6 separate regions of the Mus musculus genome follow, and regions 2, 3, 4, 5 and 6 are each linked to region 1. A link is a contact called in ENCODE Hi-C data. All regions are on one chromosome and are shown on one strand. The core of a region is the stretch at or near the end of the contact, and the rest is flanking DNA. Distances in the headings are between cores, read along the strand shown.

What was found. Hi-C counts contacts between places; a loop is a spot of excess contacts on that map.
Region 2: a loop to region 1 is called in a map of T-helper 17 cell, with 748 times the contacts of the local background. The contact joins the promoter of Eif4enif1 here to the promoter of Taco1 in region 1. A Hi-C loop is called at or near these places in 3 of 37 maps with a recorded cell type or tissue (T-helper 1 cell, T-helper 17 cell and T-helper 2 cell).
Region 3: a loop to region 1 is called in a map of T-helper 17 cell, with 369 times the contacts of the local background. The contact joins the enhancer-like site here to the promoter of Taco1 in region 1. A Hi-C loop is called at or near these places in 2 of 37 maps with a recorded cell type or tissue (T-helper 17 cell and regulatory T cell).
Region 4: a map of T-helper 2 cell shows a loop between it and region 1 (303-fold over the local background). The contact joins the promoter of Aebp1 here to the promoter of Taco1 in region 1. A Hi-C loop is called at or near these places in 2 of 37 maps with a recorded cell type or tissue (T-helper 2 cell and regulatory T cell).
Region 5: a loop to region 1 is called in a map of T-helper 2 cell, with 157 times the contacts of the local background. The contact joins the promoter of Aldh3a2 here to the promoter of Taco1 in region 1. A Hi-C loop is called at or near these places in 5 of 37 maps with a recorded cell type or tissue (T-helper 1 cell, T-helper 17 cell, T-helper 2 cell and 1 more).
Region 6: a loop to region 1 is called in a map of T-helper 1 cell, with 134 times the contacts of the local background. The contact joins the promoter of Myh10 here to the promoter of Taco1 in region 1. A Hi-C loop is called at or near these places in 2 of 37 maps with a recorded cell type or tissue (T-helper 1 cell and T-helper 17 cell).

Annotation. Positions count from the first base shown.
Region 1 is chr11:106,063,014-106,068,091 of GRCm38, forward strand. It overlaps Taco1 (translational activator of mitochondrially encoded cytochrome c oxidase I), which reads left to right and starts at 3,078. Exons shown (of 5, transcript NM_027346.2): 1 at 3,078-3,505. The coding sequence starts at 3,235. It overlaps Taco1os (a long non-coding RNA gene), which reads right to left and starts at 3,028. Exons shown (of 3, transcript XR_003949781.1): 1 at 2,869-3,028; 2 at 1,132-2,283.
Region 2 is chr11:3,200,413-3,205,490 of GRCm38, forward strand. It overlaps Eif4enif1 (eukaryotic translation initiation factor 4E nuclear import factor 1), which reads left to right and starts at 2,171. Exons shown (of 19, transcript NM_023743.2): 1 at 2,171-2,385; 2 at 3,218-3,338. The coding sequence starts at 3,246. It overlaps Gm51877, which reads right to left and starts at 2,806. Exons shown (of 1, transcript XM_030246456.1): 1 at 1,132-2,806. The coding sequence starts at 2,806. The coding sequence ends at 1,733. It also overlaps a transcript of Sfi1 not described here.
Region 3 is chr11:3,346,860-3,351,937 of GRCm38, forward strand. Limk2 (LIM motif-containing protein kinase 2) reads right to left here. Exons shown (of 16, transcript NM_010718.4): 10 at 3,783-3,914; 11 at 3,533-3,589; 12 at 1,735-1,800; 13 at 715-889; 14 at 193-248. Among named protein-coding and RNA genes, the nearest start is that of Gm12592, 18 kb to the left of the region's middle. Within about 2 kb of position 2,379, at least 2 of the 3 ENCODE cell types and tissues checked have a DNase peak (open chromatin) inside an H3K27ac peak, as active enhancers do.
Region 4 is chr11:5,859,395-5,864,472 of GRCm38, forward strand. It overlaps Aebp1 (AE binding protein 1), which reads left to right and starts at 2,472. Exons shown (of 21, transcript NM_009636.3): 1 at 2,472-3,004; 2 at 4,545-4,883. The coding sequence starts at 2,758.
Region 5 is chr11:61,264,788-61,269,865 of GRCm38, forward strand. It overlaps Aldh3a2 (aldehyde dehydrogenase family 3, subfamily A2), which reads right to left and starts at 2,399. Exons shown (of 10, transcript NM_007437.5): 1 at 2,067-2,399; 2 at 277-508. The coding sequence starts at 2,219.
Region 6 is chr11:68,689,786-68,694,863 of GRCm38, forward strand. It overlaps Myh10 (myosin, heavy polypeptide 10, non-muscle), which reads left to right and starts at 2,130. Exons shown (of 41, transcript NM_175260.2): 1 at 2,130-2,397.

The DNA.
Region 1 (5,078 bases), core at 1,828-4,327:
AGAGAAACCCTGTCTTGAAAAACCAAAAAAAAAAAAAAAAAAAAAAAAAAACCCAACTACCGAGTAATCTGCCTGCCTCTGCCTCCAAATGCTGGGATTAAAGGTGCGTGCCACCACCGCCCGGCTGACAACCTGAGTTTGAAACCACTACTAAACATGAGTCACATGACAGAAGGAGAGAACTGACTGCCACAAGTTGCACACACATGATTAAGAAGATCTAGCTGGAGACTATGCCGGGGCCTAGCAAACACAGAAGTAGATGCTCACAGTCAGCTATTGGATGGATCACAGGGCCCCCAATGGAGGAGCTAGAGAAAGCACCCAAGGAGCTAAAGGGAACTGCAACCCTATAGGTGGAACAACATTATGAACTAACCAGTACCCCGGAGCTCTTGTCTCTAGCTGCATATGTATCAAAAGATGGCCTAGTTGGCCATCACTGGAAAGAGAGGCCCATTGGACTTGCAAACTTTATATGTCCCAGTACAGGGGAACGCCAGGGCCAAAAAGGGGGAGTGGGTGGGTAGGGGAGTGGGGGGTGGGTGGGTATGGGGACTTTTGGGATAGCATTGGAAATGTAAATGAGGAAAATACCTAATTAAAAAAAAAAGATCTAGCTGGGCAGTTGAGTTGCAGGTTTTTAATTCCAATGCTTGGGAGGCAAAGACAGATGGATCTTTGTGAGTTCAGGTCAGCCTGGACTACAGAGTGAGTTCCAGGACAGTCAGGACAACACAGAGAAACCCTGTCTTAAAAAAACAAAACAAAAATAGAATTTGAAGGAGTAGAGAGTGTAGAAATGGCTCAGCAGTTAAGAGTACTTGTAAGACACCCACACATATAAAATATAATCATTGAAGATTTTTTTAAATGAGTGTTTGCAGCATGTGTATGCAGTACCTACAGAAGTGGGAGGCGGGTATTGGATCCTCTAGGACTGGAGTTACAGAGGCTGTGAGGCTCCTACCCGATGTCTCTGCAAGAGCAGCAAGTGCTTTAAATGCTGAGCCATCGCTCCAGCCCCCTGGAGCTGAGTCCTGAAGAATGATTTCACCAGAAGAATGAAGGATGTCCTTCATAATGAAGGAGACTCAAGAGAAACAAAAGAGGCAAAGAATTCGTACTCACTCCCGGTAGCAGTGGCGTGGGCTTTTAGTCTTGGCACTCAGCAGGCAGAGGTGTATGAATCTCTGAGTCGGAAGCCAGTATGCTCTGCACAGTCAGTTCCAGGACAGCCAGGGCTCCACAAAGAAACCCTGTCTCAAAATACAAAACACGGGCTGGAGAGATGGCTCAGCAGTTAAGAGCACTGACTGCTCTTCCAGAGGTCCTGAGTTCAATTTCCAGCACCCACATAGTGGCTCACAACCGTCTGTAATGGGATCTGATGCCCTCTTCTGGAGTGTTTGAAGACAGCTACAGTGTACTTACACATAATAAATAAATCTTAAAAAAAAAAAAAAGAACTCAGGTTGTGCTTGGTGGCTGCCAGCTGCTATTCTGGAACTAGGAAGGAAACACAAGGATAATCTAACAGCTAACATAATGCCCTCCCATAGACATACATGAGAATGAAAGGTAAGTAGATTAATTTTGGACATATCCACTAAGAATATAAAATCTGGGGTCTGGAGAGATGGCTCAGTGGGTAGGAGCACTGACTGCTCTTCCAAAGGTCCTGAGTTCATATCCCAGCAACCACATGGTGGCTCACAACCATCAGTAATGAGATCTGATGCCTTCTGGTGTGTCTGAAGACAGCTACAGTGTACTTATGTATAATAATAAAATAAATCTTTTAAAAAATAATATAAAATCTGTGTCCGTGCCCTTCCCCTCATCCTGCTTATTCAAGGCCATTGTAGAAGGAAACAGAAAGTAAAGAACTTGCCCAAGGTTGCACTACTAAATGGCAGAAACACACTTTGAATTCATCCAGCCTAACTTTAGAGAGCAAGACTTCAAACTGCCTTCACACTGACCTGCTTTTTTAAATGTGTTACGCTCTTGAGACTTAATTCACCCCCCCCCTAGAGAGCTCTTAAAGAGTTTCAAGCAGCTGCTACATTATTTTTTCTTTATTTTTCCATAGTGTCCTTTTTCTCTTGTTTTCTCTGCCAAGAGAACCGATGGTGGAAGGGGCTGGAGAAATAGCTCAGCAGTTAAGGATATTGGTTGCCCTTCCAGAGGACCCAGGTTCAATTTCGATTCTCCATGTGACAGCTCACAACCATCAGTTCCAGGCTATCTTGATGTCAACCTTGGCGGCGGTTTCTTTATCTGTAAAATAAATATCTGAGAACACCAGGCACACATGTAGCGCACAGACATACATGCAGTCAAAACAACCATACACATATATTAAAAATACTTAAACTAATTTTAAAACAACAGATGGAAAACGAAGATAGCAGTTTGACTCAAAGGCTGGCCCGATCTTTTGTCCAGTATGGGTTGGCAAAACAGGCAATGCCATCCTTGTTTACAGAAATGAAATCTAAATCAGAAAGTTTTAAATGACTGGGCAAATCGCTTCTCGTCGGCTGGTGGGGTAGTGGCTTATTTTGTTTGGTTGTTTTTTTTTTTTTTTTTTGTCGTTGTTTGTTTTAATTAAAGTTTTTGCTTTTTTTTTTTTTTTGAGACAAAGTCCTAAGGTTTCCTTCGCCTCTTAAGTGCTGGAATCACAGACATGGCCTGCCACGCCCAGCATTTAGTACTTTTTTGTTTATTGCTTCCTTTTTTTAAACAGGCAACCTTGGCGGCGGTTTCTTTATCTGTAAAATGAACCGACTGAACTACATATTTCTTTTTCAACCAAACAATTCTTATTCTGGACTTGCTCAGTTAGGAAGGAAAGTCAGTCACCTGAATCTCTCCGGGAAGGTGATCTGTCGTTTCCAAGCAACCGGGAGCAAAGAAGGGTTGCGTCACTCCTGGCAGGGGCGGGGTTGGAACGAGTACCGCGAGGCAGCGGAACCAACTTTGCAGAATCCGGGAACGTCTTTTTGCGGCGGACCGGGCAAAGGAAGTGTACTGCACCATTTAGGGTCCCCGCGCCCGGCTCCTTCGCGGTCACTCAAGGCAGTGCAGCGTCAGGAAGAGCCGAACCTCTGAGTTTCTGGAGAGCTGTAGCAGCGGTCTGAACGTCCAGACCGGGTTGTTCCGGGGCCGGACTAGACGGGCTGATTTTAGCTGCTCATCTTTGCACCGCGCAGCCCCTTGTCGAAGCAGATGATGTCTTGGGCTGCCGCCAGCCTGAGAATGACCGCTGTCCCGTGCTTTCGTGTGCGATGCCTCGGGTTCCGCGTGGGTCCTTGGGGCGCCTCCCAGCATGCAAACCCCGGCTGTGGTGCAGCGCCACACAGGACGCTGCATGTCAGCGCGACGGCCTCGGCGGGACACAATAAGTGGTCTAAAGTCCGGCACATCAAGGGCCCCAAGGACATGGAAAGGAGTCGAATCTTCTCTAAACTCACTCTCAGTATCCGCCTGGCGGTTAAAGGTGAGAACCTGGTAGTCCTCACTGCTGGTCACTGAAGCTCTTTAGGTGCCTAAGGCTTCATTTAGGACCGTCCCCCCAACCCCCAGTTGTCATAATTGTCCTACTCATAACCCTCAAAGCACTTACTTACACTGGATATACCTGTTTTCCTTTTCAAAGACCTTCAGAGACCCGCCCTTAGATAAAAATGACTTCATCTAAGGGTATAGTTAGAAGGTACTTCATAGAAATACGCCTTAAGAAAGTGTGGCAGCGCGGCCGGCTTGCCCGATTTCCGCGAGTTGGTTCTGTCGGTGCCGGTCGCGGGTTCCCGTGTCGTTCCGGTCTTTTTCCGCTCCCGAACCTTTGTTTTATTTTGCCGGGCGAGGTGGCGCATGCCTTTAATCCCAGCACTCAGGAGGCAGAGGCAGGCGGATTTCTGAGTTCGAGGCCAGCCTGGTCTACAAAGTGAGTTCCAGGACAGCCAGGGCTACACAGAGAAACCCTGTCTCGAAAAACAAAAAACAAAAAACAAACAAACAAAAACAAAAAACAAAAAAAGAAAGTGTGGCAGAAGCCGGAGGCCTCGAACCAGACCAATAATTCATGGCAATGGACATTTGCAAGTGAAGCTGTTTGGACAAAAGAATATCCAGTGTGACACTCCACAACACCGCAGCTTCTGCTTCTACATCAGGGATGGGTTTGGTTTGGTTTTGTTTAGGGGAGGGAGACTGCAAGCGTGGAGAGGATGGATCTGGAGGGATGACAGGATCAGTGTGAGATTGGGGTGCATGATGCGAAATTCACAAAGAATCGATTTAAAAAGTTAAAGATATTTATCAAATAAAATGACTGGAAGAGGGAAAAGGAAAAAATAAAGCATAAAGAGTCAAGTCAGGGCTTGGAGAGATGGCTGGGCGGTTAAAAGCACTTGCTGCTCTTGCAGAGGACCTGGGTTTGTTTCCCAGCACCCATGTGACATCTAACAACTACCTTAAACTTCAGTTCCAAGGTACCCAATGTTCTCTTCTGGCCTCCTCAGGCACTGCATGCATCATGCATGCAAGCACATGAGCAGGTCTTGTAAGGAAGAAAGAGAAAGAAAGTGCCTTTCTTGAAGGGACTAACCATGCGCTCTGCAGCTGCTTCTACTACCACTGAAGGTTGGGACAGGCATGCTGAGACAAGCCATTTCTCGCTTCCTTTTCCCTCATCAGAGCTCCTAAGACATTTCCTTGGAAAGTCAGTTTTGGAACCATGCGTCGCTTCAGTGATTCTCACTTCGGTGTCAGGCTGGTAGAAGTAGAGGGGGGAAAATCCTATGAAAAGTGTGGACCTGGAGTTAGGAAGATGTGAACGATGTATTGGCTAGGTTGATTCAATGCCCTTCAACCCGTGGCTTAACTACTGAATTTTAATTTTCTGTAAAGCAAGGACAATACCCACTTTGAGGTGGCTTGCGGCATGCAAAAGGCAATAAGCTAATGTTAATTTATCCCTACAACTTGTGTCTGATGCTTCTCTTTGCTTCCTTTTCTAAGGAAGTTTTGATTTAACCAACATTATTTTTGACCCAGGAGGGGATACTACA
Region 2 (5,078 bases), core at 921-3,420, about 100 Mb before region 1:
ATCTAGATCCCAAAGAAAATCTGTTGTTTTTGTTGTCTATGGTGCTAAAGATCAAGAAAGCACTCTTATCCTTGAGCTACACTTCCAGCCTAGAAAACATGGCTTTTAAGAAAATAAAAGCGGCCGGGCGTGGTGGCGCACACCTTTAATCCCAGCACTCGGGAGGCAGAGGCAGGTGGATTTCTGAGTTCTAGGCCAGCCTGGTCTACAAAGTGAGTTCCAGGACAGCCAGGGCTATACAGAGAAACCCTGTCTCGAAAAAAAAAAAAAAAAAGAAAGAAAGAAAAGAAAAGCGGACTGGAGAGATGGCTCAGCAGTTAAGAGCACCAACTGCTTTTCTGAAGGTCATGAGTTCAAATCCCAGCAACCATATGATGGCTCACAACCATTCTTAATGAGATCTGATGCCCTCTTCTGGGGTGTCTGAGCTGGAGAGTTGGCTCAGCGGTTAAGAGCAATGACTGTGGGCCGGGCATGGTGGTGCATGCCTTTAATCCCAGTACTTGAGAGGCAGAGGCAGGCGAATTTCTGAGTTCGAGGCCAGCCTAGTCTACAGAGTGAGTTCCAGGACAGCCAGGGCTACACAGAGAAACCCTGTCTCGAAAAAAAAAAAAAAAAAAAAAAAAAAAAAGAAAGAAAGAAAGAAAGAAAGAAAAAAAGAAAGAGCAATGACTGCTCTTCAAGAAGTCCCGAGTTCAAATCCACAACCACAAGGTGGCTCATAACCATCTGTAATGAGCTAGGATGCCTTCTTCTGGTGTGTCTGAAAACAGCTACAGCATACTTACATATAATAAATAAATCTTTAAAAAAGAAAAGCAGTCAGTGTTGATTCCCTACGATGTGTCTTTGCATATTAAATGTTTTCAAGAAACTTTATACATATTATATAAGGCTTCACTCCCCCCCCCCATTGCTAAATTTAATCTTCAGTACTGCTATTTCCAACTCCTAAACTAAGCTAAAGATCAATATATTTCCTAATTCTACACAGCCTCTATGACAATAGAGAATCAGGCCTAAGTGCAGATGTTTCTATGTCTGTTGTCTGTATTCTTTAGGCACAGGCCTGTAATTTCCAGCACTTGGGAAGCCCGCCAGGGTTACATAGTGTAAATCTGTTACAAAAGATAGTTTGCAAAAAAGACTTTATTAAGTCATTACAAAGGGGAAAAATTACTTTTGTTGCCAAAACTCAAAGAAAGAATGGGAAGTAGCTTTCTCAAGTAAAATAAACGATATTCAAATGCCCTACTGCTCCTGCTGGCTTTCAACTCCCCGGTTTCAAGATCTGAAAAATTAAAACCATCATGTTCAGCCTCGCTGTTCTTTACAGGAAACAAAACAAACAAACAGTATCCCTCCACGACAAAGAAATATCAATTCTGGGCAGTCCCAACAGCTTGGCATACTCCTACAGACTTGTTCACAAGTGACCTTCCCAGAGCGGCAGTTCTTGGATTATCCACTTATATCCGAATCTGTATCCTCCATCAACTTGTTTCGGCACTCGGGCAAAAGCCAGGCTTTCTATTTCCCTCAGATACTTTACTCTTCCAGATTATTCATTGAAAGCTACTCTAATTAGTCAATTCCCTTCACGTGGGATCACAGATAATTGTGACAAACTTGCTTATCAATGCACCATCTCTTATGACTAATGCCCTTTAGAGTAACTTCAGGGACAGTTTTAGCAGACAAAAAGGCGCGAAAAATCGGGCCGCTCAGAACTTTACCCTAGATCACACCAATAAAAAACAAACAGGTCACGACAATGTTCTCCTAACTGACCCCTGTCGCAAAAACACCAGCAGTGGCCCAGCCCGGTGACCGCTAGCAACTGGACAATACAGACCCACCCAGACCACCCCGCTCGCGCCGGCGTGGCGCGGGTCCCGGACAGCGCGCTGCTGGCTCCGCCCCTCATGACGCGTGGGAACGCGGCGCCCTTCCTTGAGTTGCCCACAGCAGCCGCCTTTGAGCCCGGGCGCCGGCTCCCACGGCACCGGTCGCGATCACCTTCCCGTAGCCGCCGTGCCCTTTTGGCTATTGTGGCCTCGCCATCCGGCCCACGCGGAACCCAGCGCGGCGGACAGCGCCGCCCAAAGCAGCTTTTCTGCCAGGCACCGCTGCGGACACCCCAGGTCCTGCGCGCTGCGAGGGCGGTGCCTGGGTCCCCCGCGGTGCTTGGCGGGGGGGGGGGGGGAGAGCCGCGCCGGAGGGCCGGGCCTCGGTTACGGCGGCTGAGGAGAGCCAGCCCGAGCGGGTGGGGGGGAGGGGGGCGCAAGCGCAGGCCGCGGCCAGCGACGCCGGGCCTGGAGCGGGCGCGGGGGGACGCGGCGGCCGAGGCGCAGGGCCGCCCGGCGGCGGGCGCTCCCAGCAAGGGTACGGCAAGCGCGGGGCCCCGGCCTGCGTGCGAGGACTGCGCGCTACCCCGGGAGCGCGGGCGGCAGGGCGCGCGCGGGGGGCGGCAGAGGCGCGAGGCGCGCGGGCGGCCGGCGGGCAGCAGGCGGGCCTGCGCCGGCTCTAGGCGGCCGACCTGTGGACTTGGTCCCTGCTCCCTGCGGCCCGCCTCCTTCCGTGAGTACCGTCCCTGCCCTTCTTCCGGAGGAGCCTCTAGCCCGGGGCCTGGGTGAGGGGCCAGGGGTTCGTTGGAGGAGTGGAGTTTCCCAGAGGAGGCCCGCACCGGCCCTCCCTCGCCGCGGACGCCCCTCACATGGCCACAGGTGTGGCCGGCTGAGAGAGGTGCTCTCCGGCCGGTTCCCCAGCCCCTCTCGCTCGGGTAATAAGGGGCAGCTGGTGCCATCCATTGACAAGTGACAGGCACTTTCCAGCAGCCCGACTTGCCGGATCGGCAGCCCAACCAGTCCTACCTCTACTCTACTCCGGGAAACTTCACCACCACCGCCGCCAGGTCGATTCTTGTGGGTGGCAGCGACTATTTTGGTTTCCCTTTGTATTAAAGATAATTAAAGGTTGTACCCTGAGTTGGGCCCCTTCCACTTCTGCTTTTCTTTGCTATGGGTACTCTGAATACTTCAGGTGGTTCTCTTTCCAATTTAGTTCTGGTTCATACCGTAGTTTTGGGATTTTTTTTTTTTAACTATCTTGATTTTTTTCTTTTTTCCCCTCAAAGTTCCAGTTTCAGAGAAGCAGCTAAGGCTTTGGAATATTTATTGTTCTGTTTGACAGTTTTGTGCCTAATTTTATTTTCCAGGTGCAAAAATATTGTACACCAAGAAGCCATGGAGAAAAGTGTGGCTGAAACAGAAAATGGAGATGCTTTCCTTGAGCTGAAGAAACTGCCCACCTCCAAATCCCCCCATCGCTATACGAAAGTAAGTTTTGTTTCACATGAAGTAATAATGTGTAGCTATTTCATTGGAATTATCTAAAGTGGTAGTTTTGCTCTGACTCATTGGGGACTAAATAAATTTTGTAAAGCATCTGCATTTGGTCATTTTTAAGTGTGACTACTGGGTTTAAACTGTAGGTTTTAGGTGAAAGGCTGTTGTCTCAGATCCTGTGTGAAATTTGTAGATAAGTGTTTGTACCCAGATGTTCTTTAACAGTTGGGTGATTGGTTGGCAGGGATCAGGTGAGGTTTCCAGCTCTGGGATGTTTCACAGGATCGGTGTCTTTGTATGGATGTTTTCGTAGAAGTTCAAGTCCCTAGAAGAGGAGTCTGGCTGGAGTAATTGGATTTTTAATCCTTTTTTTTTTTTTTAACTTCTTATAAATTGGATATAAGCTCACAAAAGTAAGAATTCATTCATATTTCATTGCTGAAGATTACAGAGTGGTTACCTGTCTATTACAGTTTCTGGAAATATGTTTGTATGTGGTACCCGCTTGCTTCAGCCTGAGTGTGAATTTAGAGGTGTTTACAGCTGTTTTTAAACTGGTTGTCTTACTGTCTTCTCTGACTAGAAAGCACAGCACGGTTATAGGCAGTAAAGAGAACACATCTGTGGCATATGGGCTGCTGAGTGCTTCTCAACACATTAACAAGTTGCAGGGAACGGTAGCTTAGTTCTACTTTCTCAAATGTCTCGGGCTAGAGTATATAAGTGCTCCTGAAGGGAAAGTCTTGAAGCTGCTGTGACAGGCATTATGCTTTAGTTGTGTCCTTATTTCCTTGCTATGAACACGATTATGAACGTCAGCACGGCCTATTGTCCCTGGCCTGCTGGGACACTTACTAAAGCTAGGCTACTGCCTTTACTTTTCCCTAGTTGGTATAAAGTGTCAGGTGGTGTCAGGTAGCCATTTTCAGAATTAAAGAGAGAATGGATGGTTAAATAAATGCATGAATAAGTATGCCTTGGAGGGAATATTTAATTATAACATGAGTACTTGACTCAGTGCTTTCCCATCATAGTGTTAGTGTGTTCTGTTGTGATAGGATGTTGGTTGTCAGGGTCTCTCTGTGTAGCCCTAGCTGCTCTGGAATTCACTAACGTCCATCAGGCTGGCTTTAAACGCACAGACATCCACCTGCCTCTGCCTGCTTATTGCTGAGATGAACATTTGTCAGAAAGCTTTTGAACTATGTATTTAGGCTTTCTCTTCCAAATGTAGATGCTCTCATGCTTGAAAAGGACTCCACAACTTAAACTCATTGCCTAAAACGTTGACAGGTGAATCTGAATGTATCAGATGAAGGGAATGGCTTTGAACTACTTGCAAGCTTATTTGATTTCAAATTTCCTAGCTCTTTCCTAGTTCTTGGCTTTTTTGAAGGATTCTCATGTAGCCCAAGCTGGCCTTAAACTTGAGGTGACACTGGCCTTAAACCTGAGGTGAAGCTGGCCTTGAACCCTTAATCTTCCTGTATTCTAATCTACCAAGTGCTTTACAAGAGTAAAATTTTACAAACGTAAAGCACTTGGTGCGTGTACAGTGGAACAAGTGCCATCAGCTCCAACTACTTTTTGACAGGTGTCTGTGAGTTCCAGGCCAGCCTGGTCTGCAGACTGAGTTCCAGAACAGCCAGGGCTACATAATGAGACCTGTCTTGGAGGTTGGGGACGGGGGAAGTAAGCCTCAGAAAACAGTAAGATTTAAATTCTAGGCAA
Region 3 (5,078 bases), core at 1,129-3,628, about 100 Mb before region 1:
CTCCTGTCCCTTATAATTTTGTAAGAGTGAGAAAAGGTTCTCAATGTGTCTACGTGACTCAGGGCTTTGAGAGATACTGGGCTGGGCTGCAGCCTAACCACTGAGTTTGTGGCAAACTGTTCACTTGTAAGAGAGAAACCCAGATCTCAGGGAGGGAGGGAGGGCTCCTCGGGTATCTGAGCCCGAGCTTACCTCACAGAGAACGATCCCAAAAGAGAAGACATCCACCGTCTCATCGTAGCTCTTGCCTTGGGGAAGAGAGGGAAGCAGCTTTCAGGTGGCAGAGCCAAGAACTAGGGCTTCAGCAGCCCCAAAGGTGCCCAGGGTGGCCACTGACTGAGTGTCATAAAGAACTACACCCAGGTTCAGGATCATCTAGACTGACCATGAGCCAGGGTTAGCCAGCATCCACCAGGGGGCACCATACTTCAGCTCTTGATCTGGAGATGGAAGGCGAAGGCTAGAGAACTCGGAACAGCCTGGGCCATTTGGAGACAAAAGATCCCTAGAGCTTACCAGCCACCCAGGATGGCTTGCTGCTTTCCCAGCTGTGATTAAAAGTTTATGAGGCCTGGCCTGGCCAAGCCTGAAAGATCATCGGCCTCCTCTGAGTGCCTGTCCCTGTCACAGGCCTCCCCAGCTTACAGCACCTAATTTAAGACATGGCTTCTGTCTTCCCTCTGGCTCTTTTCCCTCCATGGATTTTGAACTTACCATTCAGCATCTCGGGGGCCATCCAGTAGGGGTTTCCCACCACAGTGTAGCGCTTTTTGCGGTCACTCTTGCGTAAGGTGCGTTTCTTGGTGGTGGCCTTCTCTACTGGAGGCCTTTTCCTCTCTTCTACTATAAGCCGTGACAGCCCAAAGTCGGCTACTACCACTGTCTTGTCCTAGTAGGACAAGGGCTAGGTCAGGACCCGGTGGGGGGGGGGGGGCTTCTCTAACCTGTCCCTGGGGTGTAGGCAAAGGCAAGAGAGGCCACCTTCAAGGGGAGTGAAGAGGAGAGGAGAGTCACACCAGAAAGTTCTCCTGGGAGGCAGTGGCTGGGCCTTTGTTGGTTTTTTCTTTCAGTCTGGTATCTGCCCACAGATTCCAAACTAAAGGGGGAGGAGCCTCAGGGAAGTGACCTGCAGAGTGCACTTCAGGTGACTTAGGATTTCTTGTCTATCTTCAGCCCTTTGTCTTGTTCCTAACAAGGACTTGTAGTTGCCAGAATAGGTTAAGAGAAAAGGTCAGGCAAAGGCAGTAAGGGAAAGGGAGGAGCTATGGGGCAGTGGTGTGAAGAGGGACTACTGTAGAGGGAAGCTGGCAGGAGACACAATGCTGGAACAACTCTAACTAAGGGCTGTCTGAGGAACCCTGGCCCCATGCTACCTATGTGGATTAAAGACCCTGCAGCCCGTCCACGTTGTAAAGTGGGATCAGCAAACTGTTTTAGGGGCCTGTTCCAAGGCAAGAGCTCTTCACAGACAAGGAATTCAGCCCCCATCCACACCCAGACTCCTGCCTGCCAGACAGGAGAGCTAATCCCTTCTAATAATAATCACCTCAAGGGCTGCTCCTGGGGAGGTGAAATTGTTCCTGCATGTGTGTATCTGAGAGCTTCCATAAGATGGGGATGGCAAAAGGCACTTGAAGGTAGCAGAAAGCCCAAAATAGATCCTATAGATGGTGTGTTTGGTCTGAAGCCAGAGGGATAGCCCCAGGCATCTCAGGCCAGCACAGTGGGACGTACCAATTTGATGAGACAGTTGTGTGAGTTCAGGTCCCGGTGGATGATGCACATGGAGTGTAAATAGGCCTGTAACAGAAGCAGGAGCCATGGAGCCTCTTGGCCCAGGCCACGCCCATCCTGCTGCCCCTCCCCCAGTCCCAGCTACTCCTGTCTTCTAGGCCAAGCCTGTTTAGCTTCCCATCCCCACCCCCAAGCCACGCTTGTGTCCTAACACCAACAGAAAACTGCCAGTTCCTGCCCAGGTTTTCCCACTGTCTCCACCTCTACTGGCCTCTGAGTCTCCCATCCTTGAGGCAATCTAAAGTGAGCACCCTCAAACACACTGCTCCCCCTGGCCCCTCCAGAGTCAGGCTTTAGCCCCTTTGGGAAAGCAATGACCTCCTGACTCACCTCCCCTGACACACCCTCCTCCTCTGCCTGTACTTCAGCCCCTCCCTCTTCCTGTCCAGCCATTTCTAAACTATTTTTACTAGACATTCCCGTGTCACTCTTAGGAGCTTACTTTCTCAGTCTTTCCTTTCCCCGTAGATGGGGAAGGTGACACTGCCCTCTTCCTAGCCCCCTGTACTACTTCACTGTTCCTAGGCCCACAGAGTTTTTCCTATAGCTGTAACCCAGCCTGGCTGCCTGCCAACCCCTCCTCAAAGGCTGTCATACCTCCCCCATGTACCCTCTTTCCTGAGACCCCTGTGTGTTGCTTCTGTTCCAGCCCCCACAGGGCCATCCCTTTGCAGAGCCATCTTCTCCTGTGCTGGCCATCGCTGCCTGCACAGCTCTGGCTCACTTTCTCTTTACAGAGCTGGGTGACCTCTGGCAAACTCCTGGCAAGCCCAGGACCCAGCCCTTCCTCTTCTACCTCACTTCTTCACTGTGAACAGAGGTTCCTGGAGGAATGAGCACAATCCTGGGTGCAGCCCCTCCCTCCGCGAAGTGACTGCTCCACACAGCAGGCACTGTGCTTCACTAGTTGTGAGGATGGCTAGACTCATTCCCACAATGCACCCAATAGGAACTTTAGTCTACTACTGGCTCATTCTTCAGCATTCACCTAAACATGTCCTCCTTCCCGCCTCACCTAGAACACATGTCCCCCTTCCCACCTCACCTAGAACACATGTCCCCCTTCCCGCCTCACCTAGAACACATGTCCCCCCTTCCCACCTCACCTAGAACACATGTCCCCCTTCCCGCCTCACCTAGAATACATGTCCTCCTTCCCGCCTCACCTAGAACACATGTCCCCCTTCCCACCTCACCTAGAACACATGTCCCCCTTCCCACCTCACCTAGAACACATGTCCCCCCTTCCCACCTCACCTAGAACACATGTCCCCCTTCCAGCCTCACCTAGAACACATGTCCCCCCTTCCAGCCTCACCTAGAACACATGTCCCCCTTCCCGCCTCATCTAGAATACACTGCCCCCCTTCCCGCCTCATCTAGAATACACTGCCCCCCTTCCCACCTCATCTAGAATACACTGCCCCCCTTCCCGCCTCATATTCGGTAGGTAAGGTCCCACTGCACCTGAGCACCTCTTTGACAGAAAGGTCAGGGTACACTGAGCTATGGTTTGCCTTGTTCATGCCATTTGGTGTTAAAGAGATTTGGAGTCCTTTGAGAATAGAACTGTTGACTGAAAGAGAGGAGCTAGCCAACTACTAGCTTGGTACTGAAAGAAATTTAGTAGGCAGCTGCTGAATGTCCCAGCCCCCATGATGGGTCTCTTGTCTTCCAGAGCAGCCTGCAATCCCTGCACCTCACTCTACACATGCGCAAGACTGCTGGTAGGACTCACCATTCCAGAGGAGATGCCTTTGGCAAACCTGACCTTCTGTTGCCAGGGGAACGGGTCCTGCAGGATAGGAGAATGTCCATAAGAGGAGTCCTTCCCAGCTTTTGGTCTAGACTCCATTCCAGTCTCTCCCAGTATACACCACTGATGGCAAACAAGGTCCCTCTAACCCTCAAGGTTCCAGAGTAATGAGCACAGGTGTCCCTCTGATAACCCACCAAGGCTCTTCCTGACTGTGGGGTCACGTGCTTACCACACTGCGCAGGAAGTCTTTGAGTGTGCCTCCCTCGATGTACTCGGTCAGCAGATTCAGCTTCTTGTCCTTGTACAGAACTCCGATGAACTTGAGCACATTAGGGTGGTCCAGGCTCCGCATCACTTTCACCTGGTGGAGGGAGACAAAGTGAGTACATCCTCACAGGTTTTGCACACTGGGCCCTGGTTTTCTAGGATGTACTCTAGAGAGCCAGGCGGGAGGGCCCAAGAGTGAGATGGAGGCCTGTGGTGGTGCTGCCGAGCGGGAAGCCCCACCTGACCCACTGCAGTTGCCCCAATGTCCCCTGCTGCAGCTACCTAAGGAGCAAGAGGCAGTACAAGTGAGATGTTCATGGATGGGGCATCTGTTCCCTGGAATTCCACTTGAGGATATTTGGTGGTGACCATAACAGCATGTATTACAGTGGTACGTGTATACCATCACCCCTGAATCTCACCTTAGACTGGCCTGTAGTGTCCTTAGTAAATGTGCACTCAACATATGTACTGTAAATTAGAGGAGTCCCTTGAGCTGATGGAGCCAAGGCTGGCCTTGAAGTCAGAGCTCCACCTGCCTCTGAGGGTACTGAGATTAATGGTGTGCATTATCACAACAGAATCTCTGCCCAGGTTTTAAGATATTGGCTGAGGGCTGGGGAGATGGGGAGAGCACTGGCGGCTCTGCTCTTCTAGAGGACCTGGGTTTGATCACCAGCACCCACATGACTGCTCATAACTACCAATAACTCTAGTCCCATGGCCTCTCCTGGTCTGCAGATATACATGCAGACAAAACACCATACACATAAAAAGTCAAGAATAATCATGAAACTTGAAAAGAATGAGACAAAATAAACCTTCAGGTTTTTTTTTTTTTTTTTTTTTTTTATTTATTATATGTAAGTACACTGTAGCTGTCTTCAGACACACCAGAAGAGGGAGTCAGATCTCATTACGGATGGTTGTGAGCCACCATGTGGTTGCTGGGATTTGAACTCAGGACCTTTGGAAGAGCAGTCGGGTGCTCTTACCTGTTGAGCCATCTCACCAGCCCAACCTTCAGGTTTTTTAAATAAAATAAAATAAAATAGCAGCTGAAACAAGATTTCTACTGGGTCACTTCCTAGCTCAACCCTTATTCATTCATTCATTCATTCATTCATTCATTCATTCATAATTTACTGTATGTGTATGAGTGTTCGGTTCCACGTGAGTGTGAACCACATGCGTGCCTGGTGCTGGAGCAGGTCAGGGTGGGTCAGAACTGGAGTGATGGGATGGTTTTGAGCCACTA
Region 4 (5,078 bases), core at 1,222-3,721, about 100 Mb before region 1:
ATTCTCTTTGCCTTTGACCCAAGCTTAGTCTCCCTCTCTCCTGGCTCCTCTCCTGGGGCTTCCCTATGGAGGTAGCACTTACAGAAGATGCTTGTTCCAAACCTTCAGGGGTACAAACTACACAGATATACTGAAGGACAGGAGGCTGGGGCCTCCCCCCACCCCCAACAGCCACTGTTCTCTCAGGAGCTCTGCTTCTGCTCTGCAGCATTGAAAACAAAACTGAAGGACACCTTCCTTCTCTCAGGCCAGCCCAGTGCTGTTGTGTGATCCCTCGGGAAGACTCTAACGCATTCACAGGGACAACAGGAGTTGGGAGGGAGAGGAGTTACAGAACTTTCCAGCAGGACCTCAGGAGAACGCCTGGACACGGACAGGAACCCCCAACCCCTCAGGGACCCCCTTGGACCCTTTGAGTGCTCCTGATCATGGAAGCCACCAGCCTCCCGATTCCTCAGCTGTGGCCTTGGCAGTGCCCTCTGGACATTTGACTTAAACGCTATGCTCTTCAGCAGAGTGGAGAGCTCTCCTCACAGGCTCTGGCTTCTGGTTGTCCTCTTGCCCCAGCGCTGTGGGCCCAGGTTAGAAAGACTTCCTGAGGACGGGCTCCCTCGGGAGGATCCCCAGCGTAGCACTGTGCTCCCACGCACCTTTCCGGATTTTCTGTGTGGAGGCCTCAACCCCTCAGGCCTCCTGGGCCCAGCTCCTCTGCTCGAATTCCTGTCCGTGACTCATTGAGGCTCAGGAAAAGGCTTTCTAGACCTTAGGTTTCTTTGTTTTCCATTTTTGAAATGGCTTCTGTTTTCCCTGGCAGAGAATATCCAACCCAAATTCAGTCCAAGTATGACCCATGCCTAGGGAAGTGACATCCATGTCCCCTCATGCACCCTGTGGCATACCCAGCATGACACACTGGACCAGACTGGGGGCACGGAAGCCAATTCCCAGAACTGACTTTGAGCACAATGATTCAGAGGGTGACCATGAGTGAGACTTGCTTTACTCTTGCTCTGCGACCAGGTTGAAGTCTCTCATGGGGAGGCCTAGCTGTGAGAGGATTGTCCCGGGATGGGGGAGGGGGAGCAAAGTGGATGAGGACCAACAGCCTGTGGGATGCAAGGGCTGATCGTGTGTGCTAGGCACAGCACAAAGTGGTCCATTTAGCCGGGCAGTGGTGGTGCACACCTTTAATCCCAGCACTTGGGAGGCAGCAGCAGGTGGGTTTCTGAGTTCGAGGCCAGCCTGGTCTACAGAGCAAGTTCCAGGACAGCCAGAGCTACACAGAGAAACTCTGTCTCAAAAAAATCGAATAAACCAGAAAGGTGGTCCATTTAATATGCGTATAGTAAGTTGTGGACACGGAGTTCCCCTGCTGAGTCAGACAGCTAGGAGGGCTAAGATGGGTTAGACCCTCCCCCCCACACACACACACACACTCACACACACATCAGTTCTTGGCATAGTCTCCATGCTTCCTCAAGGAGAGCCAGAAAGGAGACTGCCGGGAGGGGCTTGCCTACTCCCTGAGAGCAGTGGGTTACAGAGCCCAGTACCCGAAAATTTCCCCTTTTTCTCCCTGCTCATGCTGGACAGAGAGGGTGAGGGTGAGGGTGAAAGACTGAGGAGGTGGCATCGTGTTGGTGTTTCTTGACCTGCTTTTTCTTTTTTCTCTTCCAGCTGAGATGTAAACTTTCCCATGTCAATCATCTGGGGGTCGCTATTCTTTTTTATCAGAGTGCCTCCCCACCTTGGTTGAAAGCTGCCTGCCACTGCCCTGGACCTATGGCTGCTACAAGCCCACGTTCACATCTTTAATCCTTCATGGGTAAATGCTCTGGCATTCCTGGGCTTAGCTATGATGGCCATTATGAGCCAGCCAACGTTTGTATTCTAGAAGCCATAGCTGAAGCTGTTGTAAACAATTTGTTGTTTTAACCGCTTCTGGTCAGAGGAAGGAGAGAAATAGCTATTACTCCACATTGGGACCTGAGCCCTGAGCTCTGAAGTGGGGCTCCTATCTCCATAAGGACAGCAGCTTGCTGAGAACAGCTTTTCACAGCCTTCCTCGCAAAAATTGGCTCCAAAGACCTGGGATGTTGGTGATAACTGGACAAAGGTGACACCTGTGCAAGCACACAGCAGGTGACACTTTGAAGAGCTAACCTCCAGAAAGTGGAAAGGAGGTGATCGCCAGTACCCTCGAGGGCCCTACTCCCTCCCTCCCCTAGCAATCTCCCTGGGCTCAGAGCAAAGGGCACAGCGGGTTAGAGCACAGGTCTCCTTAGACTCCGCACACTCCCTTCCCCATAACTGTTGCATTCTTTTCTCCCAGGCCTTCCTCCCCGCTAGGCGCCCTGCACCCAGACCCTCTAAACTGGGCGCTGACGCTGCTATTAGTCTGGGCTCCGTGCTGCTCCGCCTCCCTCCCCCGCAGCCCCCGGTCCAAGGCCGGCTCCTCCTCCTCCCCCTCCGGAAACCCGAAGCCCCCGCCCCGGCCAGGCCGTCGCAAGCGCTCTGGAGGGCGGTCCGCGTGAGAGCCAGCCACGCGGGGCAGGAGCGCCCAGTTGCTGCCGGAGCTGGGCCCGCCAGAACCTCTCCTGGAGCCCCTTGCTCTCCTTGAATCTCCCTTTCCCACCGCTTTCTGGATACCCTTGACGCCCACGTTCCTCGCGCCCTTTCCCGCCCCTACGCGGGGCGCTGCCCCTGCCACCCAAGTCCCTGCTCAAGCCCGCCCGGCTCCCGCGCGTGCCCAGAGCCATGGCTCCAGTGCGCACCGCATCCCTGCTCTGCGGCCTCCTGGCACTGCTGACGCTGTGCCCTGAGGGGAACCCACAGACGGTGCTGACGGACGACGAGATCGAGGAGTTCCTCGAAGGCTTCCTTTCGGAGTTGGAGACCCAGTCCCCGCCCCGGGAAGACGACGTGGAAGTCCAGCCGCTTCCCGAACCCACCCAGCGTCCCCGCAAATCCAAGGCAGGGGGCAAGCAGCGGGCAGATGTAGAAGGTGAGAACCTGGTGACATGGGTGGCCATGGCATCAAGTGAGCATACAGGGGCTCTGGAGGGTCTAGCCACTTCCCATGCTGCCCCGTGAGGAATGTCTCTCCAAGGCAACGCAAGGCAACACACTGCCAGGCAGCAGTTCTGTCCTGGAGTTTGGAAACCTGGAGGTGTGTGTTCAGCATAGGGTGGCGCTGGGCTTTTGAGGTCGCCCAAGTTGTTCATCCCAGGTCTCAAGAGAGTGTAGGTTTGGACGAGTGGGAAATTGTGATTCGCCTCTCCGAACTGGCCCTAGTCTCTTAGTGGCAAGCTTCAAGCCTAGGCATCTGCTTGCCTCCTCTTCTCCCACAGGAACACAGACAGGGGAGCGGGGTGAGGAAGACTTCCAGGTGAAAGTGGGCAGTCTGAGATGGTCAGAACTAAGCGAGGTGATAGCATCCCGGAGGCATGCAACCCCGAGCCTCTTATGCAATCGTTGTCAGTAAATCTTAGCTGTTTTTCATGGCCCTCTGGAGAGTGGCAACGGATCTTGTGATCTCTCTCCCAGGAGACTGTAAGGCACCATTCATCATTCCTGAGGTCAGCCACTCCCCCTCCGGCCCCCACTGCTGTAGATCTGTCCTGCTCTCCCTACCCTCACCTCCCTGCACACTTTGCCTCCAGCAACCAAGACGTTCTGGACATTGCCAAGTGACCCTGCTCCTGCTGCATGTTTTGCTGTATTCCCTGTGTTTCAGCCAGCTGCCTGTGTGTTTCCCATTCGCCATTAAATTCTCCGCACCCAGCAATTGCAGCTCCTAGGGTGCTAGAAGGGTGGCCCCTGCTACTTGACTTCTCTGAGATGAGCCAGCACGGAGAGAACTACCTACCTGCCTCTCTCTCCCTCTGTCCTTGATAAGGGCCTCCTGTTGGTTTTGAGTTTCAACGGGAACCTTTTGGGACTTCAAGACCTACGGAGTGACTGCCGGCCTGCCTGCCTGCCTTCCTCCCTGGGAAGGAACCAAATCCAGGGCCTTACATACCAGGGGACTGACTGCTCTAGGGCAGATCTACATCCCCAGCCTGACTGTCTCTTTGAAGCTTTTCTTCTCCCTTGAAAGGAGGCTCTTGGAAGGCCAAGCCACAGTCTTTAATTTGCCTGGCTGTTTGCTTGGGTAGCCCTGCTCTTTCAGGTTCTTCCCTGTACCTTCCATGCCTGGCACTGAGCTGTGAGGCATGTGGGTTAGGCAGACATGTGAATTAGGGACTATGAGGACCCCATGGAGGTTTGGACAGACAGAGATGTCTCTCTATATATCATGCCCTGAACTCACTACTTCAGAGCAGCCAAGAGTTGCTGCTGTTCACTCTGGATGTACAGATAGGATGCCTGGACAAGGTTTCTCATTCTATCACTTGGGCAAATGGCTAACCTCAGTTTCCTGATCTGTACCAGACCAGGGACTGACAGGTGCCCTCACACCCAGGCTCTGGGCATCCAGGGGGACCATGTGGGCACACAGATTAGGCTCTGATTGTCTGCTCCTGCATCTTCATCCTTGACAGTCCCTCCAGAAAAAAACAAAGACAAAGAGAAGAAAGGAAAGAAGGACAAAGGCCCCAAAGCCACAAAACCCCTGGAGGGCTCTACCAGGCCCACCAAGAAACCAAAGGAGAAGCCACCCAAGGCCACCAAGAAGCCCAAGGAGAAACCACCCAAGGCCACCAAGAAGCCCAAGGAGAAGCCACCCAAGGCCACCAAGAAGCCTAAGGAGAAGCCACCCAAGGCCACTAAGAGGCCCTCGGCAGGAAAGAAGTTCTCAACTGTGGCCCCCTTGGAAACGCTGGATCGGTTACTCCCCTCACCCTCCAACCCCAGCGCCCAGGAGCTACCGCAGAAGAGAGGTTTGTAGCAGGATCCCTGGGGCTCTGACCTCTTTGAGGACAGAGAAATGAGGAAAGATTCCTGGGACTCTGAGACAAGGGAATTTTGAGGCCTTGTCATTAACTTGGTGGCTTTCTCAGTGAGTTCTGTTATTGCTGCTCTTGGGCAGAGAGAAAGCCTGGGAGCTTATAGGTGAGAGCTCTGTCCCTTGGTCC
Region 5 (5,078 bases), core at 1,149-3,648, about 45 Mb before region 1:
GAAACCACATTAGAATATGAATGCCTGACTCCAAAGACTTGGGACTACTGACTCAATCAGATGCCTCTGAGTCTCACAGATTCATGCCCCCCGTACTTCAGTAGTCATGGAAAACTTCAACTTCTCAGCAGCACTCATCCACGTACATACACGAATGGATTCTCAATAAATTGCTGCTGCCGACCACTAGAGAAAATGTATTCTAGACACTTACAAACACTAAGACAAAATACAACTCTCGACCAAGGAATAAAGACACCACAGCTGGCGCCAGACCTGCAGCAATGGCTCCCACCAGCGGTTGCATGGTAAGAACGAAAGGGTAATTCCAAGCTCCAATAATCAGTACGACTCCCAGAGGCTCGGGCTGAACGTAGGCCTCATCCATCATGGTTAGCAGGTTCTTCTTAGCCGGTCTCGCAGAAGCCAATTCAGGAAGATTCCCCAACATAAAATCAATCTCTCCAAGGATGGTAATGACTTCATGACTGTATGCATTGAGTTCACTCTGGAAGAGAAGGTCAGTTACTCTTACACAAACTGTGTAATACTTGGCTTAGGACAGCGGTTCTCACTCTGTGGATTGTGACTCTCACAGGGGTCTCGTATCAGACATTTTACATTATGATTCATAACAACAGCAAAATTACAGTGATGAAGAAGCAATGAAAATAATTTTATGTTTGGAGGTCACCACAACTGTTTGGAGGGTGGCTGCATTAGAAGGTTGAGAACCACTAACTTAGGATGTCACAACGCTCAGACCAAGTATACTTGCAGTGACAACTGGTATTATTAGACACCACCCCCTCCCCCGGTTTGCTATCAGATTTTTTTTTTTATTTCCAAGTTCTCAATAAGGCACACCCTGGATACTCAGGATGATTCTTCCTCTCTAATACATTCAGAGCCTCTAACGTCTTCACTACCGATCCAAGCCTTTTAAAATAGGGTTAAAAATGATCCCTTTCAGCATCACCTCCCGATTAATAACAGCCTCCCGAAGTCACGATGTAGGTACCGTGGCAACTTTGCTTTTGAGCAGCATCTTGATACTTCATCCTTAACGCACTGGTTTATAACCAGAGTCACACCTGCATATGTTCTACTTTGGAGCCAGATTTTAAATTCTGGACTTAATATATTTTCTTCAGGAACGCTATGTATGAACAAACATACACAAACTATCTGATGTTTGAGGAGTGGATGATTCACAGAGTTTTAATATTCACTATCCTATCTTGTTTACTAATTACCACAGCCCCTCTTTACCAGAAGTACTCTGAAGGAAGGTTTCTAGATTCTACTACAACTACTGTTACCACTTTTTGAAGCAGTCTTTGATTGAAAATCTGAAAATAGAGGTCTTACCATGCCTGGAATACAGATAGAAAGTAAAAGGGAGAAATAATATTACTAGAGAGTACAACAGACCATAGTTGTACCTTGAACACTACTTAAAACCTTGGTACTCAAAGCTTGCTTCTAAACAGGCCATATGTTATCACCTGGGCCCTCATTAGAAATCTCAGACACAGTCTCACGAGGACTAAGTCAGGATTTGTATTTTATCAGGTCCCCAGGGTGATTGTCTGTATACTGGAGGTCAATCATGTATATGATTAATGTCACACAAAGTCATATGGGGAATTTCAGTGCTGAAGATTATAGGAAATAAAAAGAACTGTCAACAAAAAGAAACCATTCTTTTAACGTCATGAAATAAAGACAGGGAGTGAAATAGCTGAAACCTACCAAGCAGACAAACTACTGAGATCCAGCCTATCCAGAGTTAACTGCACATTGTAAGGAAAGAGACTATGAACGCAGCAGAAATGGGCAAGGCTATACAGAGCGTTCGCAGACGAGAAATTGCCGGCGCCAAGTAAAGTATGCACTTCAATATGAGTGCAAATACAACAGTTTGGGCTCTAAGCGGGGCTGGAGAGTCCAGAGTCCAGGGTACTCTGCTTCCTCTTAACTGCTGGATAAACAAAACCAAACAACCTGCTACAGAGAAGGAATAAGGTGGCTCATCGGGCCCCTCCCACCCTGTGGAGGCTCACTTTGCTCAGGTCTGCCGCGATGGCTGCTAAGATTTCCTTCTCGCGCTCTTGCACCATCCTCCGCAGGGCCTCAAGCTGCTGCAATCGGAAGCGCAGCGGCCGAGATCGGCCGGACCGGAACGCCTGGCGAAGCCGTAGGACCTGGCGCTCCATGGCCGGGCCTGAGGAGAACGCGGAGCGAGGCAGGTGAGGGAGCACAGTACCAGTAAGGAGCTGCTATGGATGATGCCACAGCTCACTGCCACTTTCCGCTGCTGGGTCCTATCCGCCTACTGGCCTAGACCCGGCCCGGGTGTGGGCCAAACCCCAGCACTTCCCTGCTAACGACAAAGTGCGCACTCATTGGCTGAGCTGCTGCACGTGACTATGAGGCCCCGCCCCTTACCTCTAATCTAGCCGCGGGATTGCGGTCCCCGGGCGCCGGGTGTGTAGGTGCAATTTTTGGCACGCGAAGACGCGGAAGAAGTCCTTCTGGCTTCAGAAAAGAGCCAAGCGTCCTCTAGGAGGAGGAACTGAGGCCCGAGGGTGCTCACCCGGCCGGAAGTAGTCTCCCTTCGCCTGCAGTGCCTCAGATTCAGAGGCAAAGTCGCTGGGCCTGGGTAGGGCGGGCCTGGGTGGGGCGGGCCGGGTGACGCACGCGAAGGAGGTGAATCCAGTGTATACACACACACACACACACACACACACAAGCATTGTCATCGCCCACACTGATTTTCAATCCTCTCTACTGCGTACCATCCAAGGTTTTTTCCCAAATTTCCTCTCCAGGCTAATTAGCAATGGTTGACTTTCGTACCCATCTGGGGCTGCTCAGCGACGGCGGTCACTTTGTGTTGTCCTTCCCATCTTCTGGAAACATTTCCGCTTCCCTTCCTTGGCGTTCCCTAGGTTTTCCATCTCTGGATTTCTCCCTTTTCTGACCCATTAAAGTATTCAAATGTCTGGGACTAAGTTCTCTCCGCGCAGTCACTCATCTAATTCTACCAGTAGAGAGCAGAGAAGGCTCTCACCCAATCTTTCCTTGGACTCCCAAGGACACATTTAAATGCTAATCTCTATTTACACTTATAATGGACTTCTTATAGTTAATTTCATTAGAACTTTTTATTATTCTTCAGCAAACAACTCATACTTCCTACAGTGTTCCCTGTCTCTTTGACTTGATCTTCAAAATATATGTTGAGCCCAATAATGAGTGGTTCAAACCATACTACATATCTACTATATATAGCAATAGCACTCTAATAGGCTGCTTGCTTGATTGGTTGGCGACTATGAATCTGTTACTTCTTAGCTCTGTACTTACCGTTTTACACTCTGTAGTTCAGGAGCCCAGAGTAGGTTCTCCTCCCTCCTTGGCCTCCCAGGAAGTTCTGCCAGAGGAAGAAAGTAAGGAAGGAAGGAAGGACAGACTACCAGGACACTAAAGATTTCTGTTTCCCCATGGACTCAGTAGTGTGGCAGGTGCTGGCATTTCTATCGTGGAAGGAGAGTCAGTATATTCCTGCCTCTAGGAATTTCTTGGACAAGGTGGCTCCTAGTCCTAGAGGATGACAGTCACAGTGTCTCCAAATGGCACAGAAGTGGGCAGTACTGCAATGAGTTTCAGCTGAGATTCATTGGAGCAGTTTCTGATCTTTGAGACCATCCGCCCCACTCCACCCCCATGCTTCCTTCATTATTCCTGAAATCCTTCCTGCATGAAGTAACTGGGTGGGTTTGACTAGTTCCCCTTCAGCGTCACTGATACATTCAGAATGTACGGTGACCTTTATTAGTCAGTCCCTCTCTCAAAACTCTCCAGAGAATAAAATTCAAAGCCCATATAATCCTCTATAAGCCTATAAGTCTTGGCCTCTGGATGTGCCTCTTCTTATAGGATTTGCCCACGTAATGAGTTTTAGCCAGAGTGGCTTCCTTGCTGTTCACTGAACACTTGGGCACATTGCTATCCCAGGGCTTTTTTGGCATTCTGTGTCCTCTGTCTAGAGTGTCCAGCTAACTTCCCCAACTTTGTAGCTTTCACAATGGCCGGTGAGTTGAGGCTTATCTGAGGCGCTTCTTGGTGAAGCAAGACCACCCCACCCTTCACCTCTGCTTTGCCCTTACTGAAGCAAGCCAAAACAAGCTGCACAGCTTTCTCTTTGAAGGTTTCATGGTTGAAGCTGGTGGACTGCAGCTGAGAAAGTGTAAGAGGAGCAGGCTTCTCTGTTACAAAACCAATCAGGACCCTGCACCCTCCAACTCAGAATCACCTGTACTGAGCAAGCCCGCTGCTGAGGGTCAAAATCTAGCACTGTGTGGCAATGTTTAAATTAGCTCAGAGTTCACCTTAGGAGTGTGCTTGGTTATCTTTTCTTATCTGACCTGAGAGTGACCAATTTTAAACTCTTGAGTTAATAAGCATTGTGTGAGTATGAGCTATAGAAGATAAATTGAGGCGTGTTCTATGACATATAAGTCGTAGAATTCTAGTGTGAACTAGAACAGGAATCTATATTACCTAGGGCAAGTTGATCAGAGTGGCAACAAAGCTGCTTTTCTTCCCGAGAACGAAACTGAGGGCTGCCTTAAGAATATACCAGCATGGTGATGAACATCTTTAATCCCAACACTTGAGAGGAAGAGGCTGGTGGATCTCTGTGATTTTAAGGCCAGCCTGGTTTGCATAGAGAATTCCTGGGCAGCTAATTTTATGTAGTTAGACCTTGTCCCAGAGAACAAACAAACAGAAATATTGTGCATAATCACTGAAAGTTTGACTCTTCATTGTCTCTTGAATATTTTCCTTATTGGAGAAATCAGTTGTCTTGGGTTTTTTATTACAGTGATAAAACACCGTAACCAAAGCAGCTTGGGGTGGAAAGAGTTTATTTCATCTTACAATTCCACATCACAGTCTTATCAGTGAGGAAAGTCACGACAGGAACTCAAAACAAGACAGGAAGCTAGAGGCAGAAACTGATGCAGAGGCCATGAAGGATTGTTGCTTACAGGCTTGTTCCTCTCGGC
Region 6 (5,078 bases), core at 880-3,379, about 37 Mb before region 1:
ATACAGTATATAGAGTTTGTAGGTATAGTGGCAGAGCTGCATTCAGAGCCTGATTCTAAACCCTATGTTCCCTTTGTTCTGGTGAGGGCTAGAATTGGAGAAGCCTGTGGGGGCATGGATGGCGGGAGACTGGGGGTTGGGGTGGGGCTACGTGTGAAGATGAGGGAGAAGAAGGAAGCAAAGAGGCAGATCAAGGGAACTTAGGAAGAACTCTTAAGTGGCGGGCTGAAGCATGGGTGGGCAGGAGAGAGACTTGGAGCCTGTTACTCTTTTAATTCTCCTCCCATCCAGGCAGACATGTATGGACATTTTACTCTGCAGATCCTGTTTGATCCCAGAAGAAAAGTGGGACCAGGCCCGATGGGTACTTGGATGGGAGATAACTGGCGGATGAAAACCTGGAAGAGACCCCAGAGCTAGAAATGCGCTTGGGGACAGTTTGCTATTGAGTTCTCATCAAGACAAATGTCCGTGTGAGTTTTAGTTCTGGTGAACTTCTTGTTCTCTCTCTCTAATGGTCCCCTGAGTTTGTTGTAAAATTATGAGGTTTCAAATTATGAGAAACCACGGATCTGATGGCTTATTTGAGCCGTTTGTATGGATGCTCTGAGCATGGAATATAGCATTTAGAAATGACTTCATTGGGTAACAAAGCTTAGAGTCATGCCTTTGAGATGGCTGAGTCTTTTCTAAATCCGGAAACGTTTATAAGAGGGCTATCATTGACACGTTATACTAACTTATACTTCCTCGGTAGACTTCACAAGGATAGAACTCTTCATGTAGTGCCAAAGTCACAAGACACCTGGAAGGGGGCAGCCACCCTAGTGGGCATGTGGGGTTGGAGACCAGATGCACCTGGACAAAGGACAAAGAATTCTCACTTCCCCCGGAAGGGCTCTGCATTCAGCTGCCTTGGAGATTTCTCTGAATTCCACCAACCCTTTCTTATCACTTCCTGCCTTGTTTTCATTTTTTTTCTCACTTTAAAAAAAAAAATCAGTCTAGAAGTTTCTCAGGCATTTACAAAGTATCCATTAAAACACACACATATATACAATACTAAATACATAAAATCCTGAGGCAGTTTTAAAATAAAGTATTTTATATTTATCTTTTTATAAGAACAATAATCCATTTGGCTCTTGTGATTTTTTTACTTTATTATATTTATACATGTATAATTAAGAGTTGACTAGATTCTGCAGACATTTCATTACATTTTTTTTTTAACTTCAATTTTCCAGTTTCCTTATTTTGGAAGCCCACTCCCACCTGAGGTCCATGAACCTTTCTAAGGCACTTGAACCACTGGTTCTTTAGCCCTAGGGGCTATGACAACAGCACAGGAATCCTGCAAGCCCTACCCAGTTCCTCTTCCATAGAGAGCTGGAATGAATGAGTGAGTGAACAAATGAAGTCGCTCTCTGGTCTTCTCTGCCAGGCCCGTTTGCTTCTCGTATTTTTGGAATCTCAGCCCTGCCTAAGAGGCAGAGCAAGCAAACATCCAACTGCGGCGGGTCACGAGAGGAAGGAAGCATCAGTAAGGGGGGACTCCGGCCGCCACAGGGTTGCAGCCCGGTCAGGACAGAGCTTTAGCGCCCAGCCCGAGAGGCTCCCCTCCCCCACTGCAGGTGAGCCGCAAGCAGCGGCTCCCACCCACTGAAGCTCCAGGGTGACGTCAGGCCTCAGGACCGCGCTCCGGCCCCGCCCCTGCAGGCAGCTCCGGGAGCTGGCGATTCCTCGGCGAAAGCCGGTCCCGCTGAGGGACCCAGTGGCTGCGGCAAGCCTACGGGCCGCAGAACGCTCGAGTGGGTTGCAGCGGCGGCCCGACGCAATAGAGAGACGTGACCAGTGGGAGCTGGTGACTTGTGCTGCGGTACACCTGCCCCACTGTCCACCCAGCCCTGACTAGCGCAGCGCGCACACCCCAACAAGATCGGCGATCTCTGCCTCGCGGGATCGCCAGGCTCCTAGTTTCAGCTGTCCATCTCCCTCCAGAGTCAGCCAATCACCCGCCACTGCCCCGGCCGCACCTCCCGGAGTCTCTGACAGGCGTGAGTAGCAGCCTATGAGATTGGGAGTCTGTGGGTCTAGGTCGGGAGCGGGAGCCAATGAGCATCATTCCAGGTGGGTGGAGGGAGCGGGACTTGGGAAGGTAGCTTCGTTCGGGTTGCTAACGTCTTTCCTGGGAGATGGGCGCGCAAACCGACCAGTGGGTCTGGGGGCGGCAGTGATGGGCGTGGAGATGGCCCAATGAGGGTGGGAGTGGGTGGGGCAGGCGCGAGCAGCAGTGCTAAAGGAGCCCGGCGGAGGCAGCGGTGGGTTTGGAATTGAGACGCTGGATCTGTGGTCGCTGCTGGGGACGTGTGCCGGCGCCACCATCTTCGGCTGAAGGTGAGACGAGCAGTTGCCCGGGTCCGAGTGCGGCGTTCCGGGAGTGGGGACGGTTGAGGGAACAGGAGGGGAGGAACCGGGGCTGGGGAACTGGGCGAGCCTGGAGCACAGAGACGGAGCCCAGGCGGGAGCTGGGAAAGGGAGACTGGGCAGTGGAGAGCGGAGCTTGTGGAGATGACGAGACCCCAGTGTATGGAGATGAAGAGACCCCTGGAGGGGTGGGAAATGGGGTCCTTGAGAATGAGACCTCTTCATGGATCAGGGCCAGGTCATACGTGAGGACGACTCTTGAAAGGGATGAGAATGGAGATCTGGGGATGGGGATGTAGGGACCAACTCCTGGTTGCATTGGATCCCTGGAAGCGTGGGGTTGGGAGGTGAGTGCCCTAATAAGAGGCCGGAGGCGCCCGGCGTGTCTATCTCCTTTTAGGAGAGGACTGAGTCCTGGGATGTGATCTTGGTGCTGGGGGCCCAGGAAGGAAAGGGGACCCTGGGTGGGTTGCACCGTGGGTTAGGTGGAGTTAGATTTCCCCGGGTGCGACTGAAAGGTTCTCCGAAGACTCAGAAGGCGGACCCTGGATCTGTGCGGTTTAGGGACCAGTGGCCTGAAACTGCATGGTCTTGGGAGCATGCGACGGATGAGAGGCTCCAGAGCTGGTCTCGGGAAGGAGGGCTGGAGCTAGACCTCATGCCACGCTCGCTGGGGACCGTGGTGGACCGGGAGGTGGACACCGGGCGAGGCCTGGGCCGTTGGGGAGAACGAGGCGGGAAATGTGGCCCGGGCGCGTTGTAGCGGAGCGGCCGGGGGGAGGGTCAGCCGTCGCCTCTGGATCGCTTTATTGTGTAAGTGATCTGGTAATGGCTCGCCGCAGAATCTCTCCCTAGCCTTCTGTAGTTAGGGTGTCATACTCTGATCCTATAAAATCGAAGTGGATTTGGGTCGGAGGGAAGTTGAAGCTGTGGAGTCCTTGGCGTTGGCGGGGCTTTGTGGGCCTTTGGTGGGCGGATGCGGCCCAGGGACCCGAGAGGCCCCCAGTCAGGCCTCTCTGGGAACTGGGGCCTTAGGAGGTGGCCAGTCGGTGCGTCTGACCTGAACTGGTGAGGTTTGGGTAACGGGGTCTCTGCCTACGACCGTTATCTCTTGTTTCTTGGGGCCTCTGCAGCTCTCTTCAAGATCACTGCGGTGGATGGAAGGGGGTGGGGTAGATTGGGGTGGGGTAAGGGAAAAGCAGGCGGAGTAGATCCAGACTGCGGATGGAACAAAGACTGCTGTTTTTGCTGAATAAAATAATACTAAATATAATACTTTAGCTATGCTAAGATTTTGATTTTATTTTTTTCAAACATTGAAACTAAGGATGGTTTGGGTGAGGTTTAATTATTCCTGATAGTATCTGACTCTGGAAAACTTTATAATCTATTCATTGTTCCATCTCCTATATTAATCTGCCTCAATTAACTATTCTTGTAGCCCCGTGCATTTGATGTTTAAGTATGCCCTGTCTGTCTCCGGTTTTGGAAAAGTGGCCATTTTATGTATCTCTTTACTTCTGCATCTTAAATTCCGTTCTTCCCGTCCTTATCGGCAGAAAGCATATGGTGCAATTGTGTGATATACCACACGCTTTTGCGGCAAAAGGAGGTGACCTGTGAGTGCTGGGCTATGTATTGGGGCTCCGTAGGGAAATCATGACAATGAAGAGACTGGATAGAGAGGGAGATGGAGGAGAATTTGAAGGGCACGTTGTAGGGTGAAAGACTCTCCCCTTCAGCGTTTGATGTACATTGTTATCACACATGAGAAATTAAATCCCTGCTTTGAGATCCAAGTTTTGGAAGTATTTTACTAATGGAAGCTAGTGCAGGGCTTCATAGCAATCTTGCTTTTTGCATTAGTGATTGTTTGGTTAAGTAGAATTTTGATAAATGGAGAGATGTGTGCAGTCCTGTAATGCCAGTGGCCTCGGTGGTAGATAGCAATTTCACAGACTGGGGCAGTTCTCATTTAGTTCATCCGTTTTGGAAGCATCCTCTAAGATGGATAATTTGTCACTATTTCGTTTGCTTTTCTATATTCGTTGGTCATAAAATTGAATTGTTTTCATCTGCCCACACCTACCTTGGGTGTTGGGAGGCAGCTGAGAATTTTGCTAGGGGGCATTTCATTGGAAGTAAAAAATGACCTGGGTGGATGTCCCAGGGGTGGTCCTCTACAGCCTATGTAAGGGATGGGAACTTTAGCTCTATAGGAGGCAAATTCATATAGACACTGATTAATGATTTAATTATGACTAGTTATTTCGGTGGCACCAGCACTTCCAGACCTTCTGCATGTCTGTCTATTACAGACATTCCTTCCCCCCCCCCCCACTTCTTTCTTAAATGTAGGCATTCTCCTTCAAAGTATAAAGTCTTTGCCAGACTGTACTAATGTGCCCATTGACTAAACCTATAATCTTTAACTCGTTATTGATAGACAGGCTATTTAAATTTGATAGCATGGTATGGATACTACCTGTCCTCTGAAATTTCTTCCCTTACCAGTCCACTTTTGTTGTTTTAGCTTGGTCTCTGGGCTTAGGAGGACCACCTCTGCTACTTGTGACCTCTGCTGTGTGACCTTGGGCAAGTTATTTGTCTATTTTCAGAATTCTTCATTTGTAAAACAGAGTTATTAATGG